2 separate regions of the Homo sapiens genome follow, and region 2 is linked to region 1. Evidence: chromatin loops called from intact Hi-C (ENCODE). Cell type or tissue: Caco-2. All regions are shown on one strand. Each heading gives the region's core, and the rest is flanking DNA. Links, peaks and the distances in the headings are about the cores only.

Evidence for each region. Peaks named below come from ENCODE experiments on the same cell type or tissue, not always from the same donor. Only the 100,000 strongest peaks of a DNase experiment are listed, where the experiment ranks them.
Region 2: it touches region 1 in a loop (2.3-fold over the local background); 8 of 110 quality-filtered maps call a loop at or near these places.

Annotation. Positions count from the first base shown.
Region 1 is chr16:78,436,058-78,438,982 of GRCh38, reverse strand. All of the region lies in intron 8 of WWOX (WW domain containing oxidoreductase), which reads right to left. Among named protein-coding and RNA genes, the nearest start is that of WWOX-AS2, 63 kb to the left of the region's middle. In Caco-2, for the core only: a CTCF peak has its summit at 1,446 (motif pointing right); no DNase peak of the experiment used is centred there.
Region 2 is chr16:78,255,590-78,258,514 of GRCh38, reverse strand. The region is part of intron 5 of WWOX (WW domain containing oxidoreductase); the gene reads right to left. Among named protein-coding and RNA genes, the nearest start is that of WWOX-AS1, 15 kb to the right of the region's middle. In Caco-2, for the core only: no CTCF peak of the experiment used is centred there; a DNase peak (open chromatin) is centred at 1,580.

The DNA.
Region 1 (2,925 bases), core at 273-2,772:
TTCATTACGTTTTAAATTGTACAACTATAAATCACCCTGCAGCGGGTTATTCAAGGGCAGAATTACCCCGTTTGGCTTTCACGAAGGTTAGAAGAATGACATCTTGTGCTTTTTCTAGTTATAATTTATAACTTTGCAACAGGACCAGCATTGCCGGCCCATCCATTAGCAGGGTAGCTGCACATCCGTTAAAACTCAGCACGATGACTGGCTTTACACGGGCACAGGAAACGTAACCCGATCGTCGCAGAAGTTCCATAAACGTAAGCCATTTTTTAATGTAAAATGATTTGAAAATGCAGTTCCCTAAAACATCTGCTAAGCTCTTGCTACCCTAACACATGATATTCTTTCTACTGTTATCTGCCAACACAAATATGTGGTTGCACAAAACACTCCTAAGAGGCAAGTGACAGTGCTCAACTTCAAATCTGCATACTGGTCCACAAAGGACCGGCTTGGACCTGGGAACTCTGGCAAGGATGTATTTACCAGAAATGAAAGCTTATGTGGAAAAAAAAAAGGTGGGGTTGGCGGTGGTGGCAGCATTCATTTCAGTGAAGGTGCTGTCAAACATTTTAAAAAGGAAGCATAACTGCATAACTAGATATGGATGCCAGGGGCATTACCGTGCATTGGACAAAGCAAATGCAGCTGCAATTAGCAAGTGAAAGTTTACAAGGCTGGTATATCATTTTCTTGAACACGCTGCATGAGGTTTCTGTGCTTTTCAATTACAAAATAAAGATAATAATTCTAAGATTGTAGAACTTGGAATTATTAATTCTAACAGAAATTATGAGAAATTAATGAAAATATATGCTGATACATAAAGCATCGTGGTATCTGGGAAAATGGTCAATCTGCATCTCTATTTGGAAGTGTGGTAGGATTCTAAAGTCATCACACATGGTTACAACTGCAAAAACCCAAGATTAGCCTTGAAAATCCCTTATGTGCACCAGATACAACACCTGGTTTTGTGAATTAAAACCCATAGACTAATATGTATATATAAATATAGATACTAAAATACAATACATTTTTTCACCAACTCGAAAGTTCTTACCAAACAATACACATTAATGCGTGCAGGTGCAAAACATTTTAGAGTAATTTAACTGCATAAAAGAATGCTCTAGAGTCAAGAAAATAAACATGTAATGCACGTATGATGTGACTTCATTATTAGAAAGTACTCAGCAAATGTTAGTTTCCTTTAACATATTTTAGAAGCAGCTATTTGAAGTATATTGCATCTTTTTTAGAACGACACTTAAAAATAACTCACTTTCCAAGTTTATCTGTGATTTTTATTTCACCATAAATTGAAGGGAGGAAGAAACAAACACTTCCCTCCCAGGACGCCCCAATACACTTGTCCAGTTCTCTGGATCTGAAGAAGAAGAGGGAGGCAGAGACATGGCTTTACCAGTAGGGGCCGCTGTGCTGAGAATTGATTCCTGTGAGTTTCTCATTAGTGATTATTATATTGCAGGCAGCCAAAATGGAAAAATTAATTAATTTCAAAGTGATAATGCATTTACAGCAACAATTAGAAATGTGTAACTGTAAAAGGGCAACATTTAAAAGACAGATCACATTTAATAAAGTTGCACAAGAACATCCAATTGTAAAATTACTGATCTGCAACAATATTCCTTAAAGAGGCACTTAAAATAGCCCGACTCCATGAAGAGTGACCTAATTACTGTAACTAAAATCACCGTAGTCACAGCAAGTCACAGCAAATAAAAAAGGGACGTTGATATTAGAATACTGCTGTTTAATACTTAAGGGAGCCAGCTACAGAGAAGAAATGAAGGCAGGGCTTCCGAGCGCAAGTCTGGGTTGTATTTCTTGCTCCCCTGACCTCATGCAACAGAATGTGTACTCCAGCAATACCCGTGTCAGAAGGAAGCACCCTCTCTAAGGTAAAAGGCAGACAAGGCAGAGCACACTAGCCATCTGGTGATAGGGACATTGCATCTATGCTAAGCTTCTCAATCACAATTAGAAACCCAGCCTTTACCTACGGAAGAAATGGGATGCAACTGCGTGGCTTATATCCAAAAATATGTCTGCATTCAAATAGCAGAAATGCACCCTTTGTCCAAGAAACTGATGCATTATCCTGACGGAAGCAATGCCGAGCCACATACGCAGGATAGCCCAAGAGGGTGACTTTTCCAGTCAGTCTGGTCTATCTTACTAGGAAAATGACCAACCCGAGGTCTACATTCACAGTGATTCCTCTCCTAAATACAGAGTCCTAAATGTTTATGAAAGAAAAGTGAATGCCTGTGAATTTGACAAGCAAGCTCAGAGCGCCAATTCCACCTCTGCATGAAGTGACGTATTACTTTCAATGGCAAAAACCTCAATAACTTCTGTATCAACCTAATATAGAGAACGCTGATGGCTAAAAAAGTACTACCAAACGCTTAAATATATAAATACACTAGAGAGGATTTTAGTAAGACTCTTAGCTACATATTCCACAGTCTTCGTCATCTTCATGCTTATCTAAAGTCCATTTGTGACATATAAAAGCTGCTATTTTCTAATCACTCAAGGTCAGAAACAAGAAAAGTCCACACCCTACGGCTTCCTCACAAATGAGACGTGCAGGTTGGAGATCACTGAACCAGGGTCCCTTCACCTGGACGCCCTTTCTACCTGGCCAGTAAACCTCTCCCTGAGTCTTTGGGGCCAGGGACAAAGCCCTTCTCTTCCCTTTCCAGACTCCCAATTTGCAGACTCTTGTTCTGTCAGCAGAGATTACATTTTGGAGAATCATCATCGGGACCAAGGCACTGCTCACAACGACAAGAGTAACAGCCATCGTGGCAGGAAGTACTGCATACCTCCCATGCGAAAGGCACTGAGCTAGGCATGTCATTTGACCACGCTCTCCAGTATGGC
Region 2 (2,925 bases), core at 206-2,705, 180 kb after region 1:
TGGCAGACACACCATAAACTTAGCACAGATTACCCCTCGTAGCATCCGAGTGGGAATCTAGTTTTCCAAAGGAAAAGATCATCGCTGAAGGCATTTTAGTTTTCACACCAATGCAATATGTTAATACCAAAAAAGAACATGTTGGCATTAAATCTTCCAGTGAAACTACATTCAGTGTATATAGCCTATTTTTAAATCCCTTTTTAGTCCCACCAAACGGAGAGCAAACAATATACGGTAGAATTTGCTGGTACGTTAAATAAACAGTGGAATTTTTTTGTTATTAATGCTATGATATGACTGGTTTGTTTTTGTACAAGTGGCTAATATGATTTTTAAATCTTCCTTCAAACTTCATTAGGAAATGTGCAATTAATGGAGCCATGTCTCCGAAATAAAATATTTTTAATTATAGGGAGAATATTTTAATAAATGAGCAGCTCAGAAGTCATAATTGTCACACAATTAACAGATTTTCCTACATCATACTTACATACAGTATGAGCTGCATTTAAATATAGTTGTTTTTCTGGGAAACAAAGTTTGTGAGATTTTATATATATAGTCTCTGATTTTTTTAGGAGAAATAAAAAAATATTGGAAACATACTCAGTTCCTGTTTCTAGAAAGAAAAGAAAATCCTATGCAAGAGAGTGGCTATTTGTCCCACGTCACATAAATGAGATAGTACCAGAATCTAAGTCTTAGAAGGCTAAGAGTTTTGAAAGTTATCAAATCACTTTTCCATTCAAAGCAGCAGAGCATGAGTGATAATCGTTTCAAATCCTTCCAAAAGAATAAAGAATCTGGGATCTAATTTTTCTTTTTTTTAAGCCTCCCAATGCAGAAGGAATGGAGATGGAAAAAACCGCTGCGGTAGACATCAGATTCCATTCCTTGGTTTTAATTGCGTGGTTGCAGTGGGGAATGAGGAGAGTAAACAGCAGTGCCTCCCACGGAGCTCCCTGCAGGTTCTCCTTGTAGGAGTGAGATTTTGCTGGTGATTTATATTGTTTGAGACATACCCAAAGAGTCTTGTGTCACTCAATCCCCAGCTCCATCCCTGGCTCGGAGGAGCCTGCACCGCCTCACGGGAGCCTGTAACTGTCAAATGGCATTCCCCGAATCCATCAATACTGTTTGCTGCCAAATAAATACCCTGCTGCTCTACAGGTTGCAAATATTTCAATCATTGTGCAGATCTGCACAAACTTGGAAAGAAAACTCATGCAATCTCATGGCCTTATTTCCCCTTCCTACATAAGAGAAACATACATGCCTAAACCTTCACTTTCCAAATGTTTACTAGAAGATTAGAAAAACAACAGATGACAGGCAATGTGTCAGCCTAGAAGAATCACAAAAATCCTTCTTTAAACAATCTAGTAGCCAGATGAAGACCCCACGCCACGAGCCTGTATGTGGTTAAGAAGTTCATGGGGCGACCCCATTCCTTCTGATTGCTGCGAAATGTAAAAGACACGGCCTCAAGTCCAAAGCCTAATGTGCCATTAAGAGTAGACTGCCTTGGCCTCACCTGAAGCAAATGCATCTAGACCTGTCTGACTCTTTGACTCACAGTGCAGGAGATTAGGGATTCCCTGTATGGTTGTTCAGTCTGTACACTGAACAACTCAGTTGGTCAACATTTACATAGACTACGAAATGATAGAGACTTCTACAGGTATGCAATCACAGATGACAGCTTGTGTGATTCTAAAGGGGGGCGTCTGAGGCAATCTACTACCATTCACCAATGTTCTGCTCTACTCTCTGTTCATGTTTCTGTACATCAACCATTCATTCAGTCATTCAACAAGTATTCACTAAATGCAAATGAAATGTCAGTCTCATCCAATCCTTCAACCACCTTATTTGGCAGACACTATTCTTCCCATTAGTCCCATTTAGCAAAGGACAGTTTGCTAATGACCCTCTCCTGGCCTCAGTTAATTGAGGCCAGGAGAGGGTCATTACATTGCCTAGGAGGGTCACAAAGCTCTGTCCTCCAAGTCTGAGTCCAGTACATTTCTCTCCTGGACTGAGCTACCCAGTTTATTGGAGCAAAAATTTCCTTTCTCACCAATGAATTTAAGAGTCAAGTTCTCAAGAGAAGCTGGAAGGTAGGGTCAGAGAGATTACAGTGAGAAGTGAAGCGGTAGAGGCCAGTAGGTTTAGAAACCAGTGCTGTGGGCTGACAGGGGGTGACAATTTCCAGCTTTGGTTCTCCTCATTTAGGAGAGACATGAAGTCTCATGGTGTGGTAGACAGGCCACACAAGACTGGAAGTCTGAAGTGTGCTCACTTCATGGAGTAAATGTGTAGCCTTGAATGAGTTACTTTTTTTTTTTTTTTTTTTTTTTTTGAGATGGAGTCTTGCTCTGTCGCCCAGGATGGAGTACAATGGTGCAGTCTAGGCTCACTGCAACCTCTGCCTCCCGGGTTCGAGTGATTCTCCTGCCTCAGCCTCCTGAGCAGCTGGGACTACAGGCACATGCCACCATGCCCGACTAATTTATGTATTTTTAATAGAGATGGGGTTTCACCATGTTGGCCAGGCTGGTCTCAAACCCCTTACCTTGTGATCCACCTACCTCAGCCTCTCAAAGTGCTGAGATTATGAGATTACAGGCGCGAGCCACTGTGCCTGGTCGTGATTTACTCCTTTCTTTGAACTTTAAGTTCTTCATCAATAAAATGAGAATAATAAGACCTCATAAAGCTACTGGGAGGAGTACATGGATTTATAAGAACTAGAAAAATGTCTGGCTATTGTGGATGTTCAATAAATGATGGGTATTATTATTATTGACTGTTCTTGGGATGTGTTCTACTTGGGTGTGTCTCTGGCATCTCAAGTGTACGTATTTTCCTAAGTGGGGTGTGTGTGTGAAGGAAGAAGATGCCCTTCTTTTGTGCCTCGCC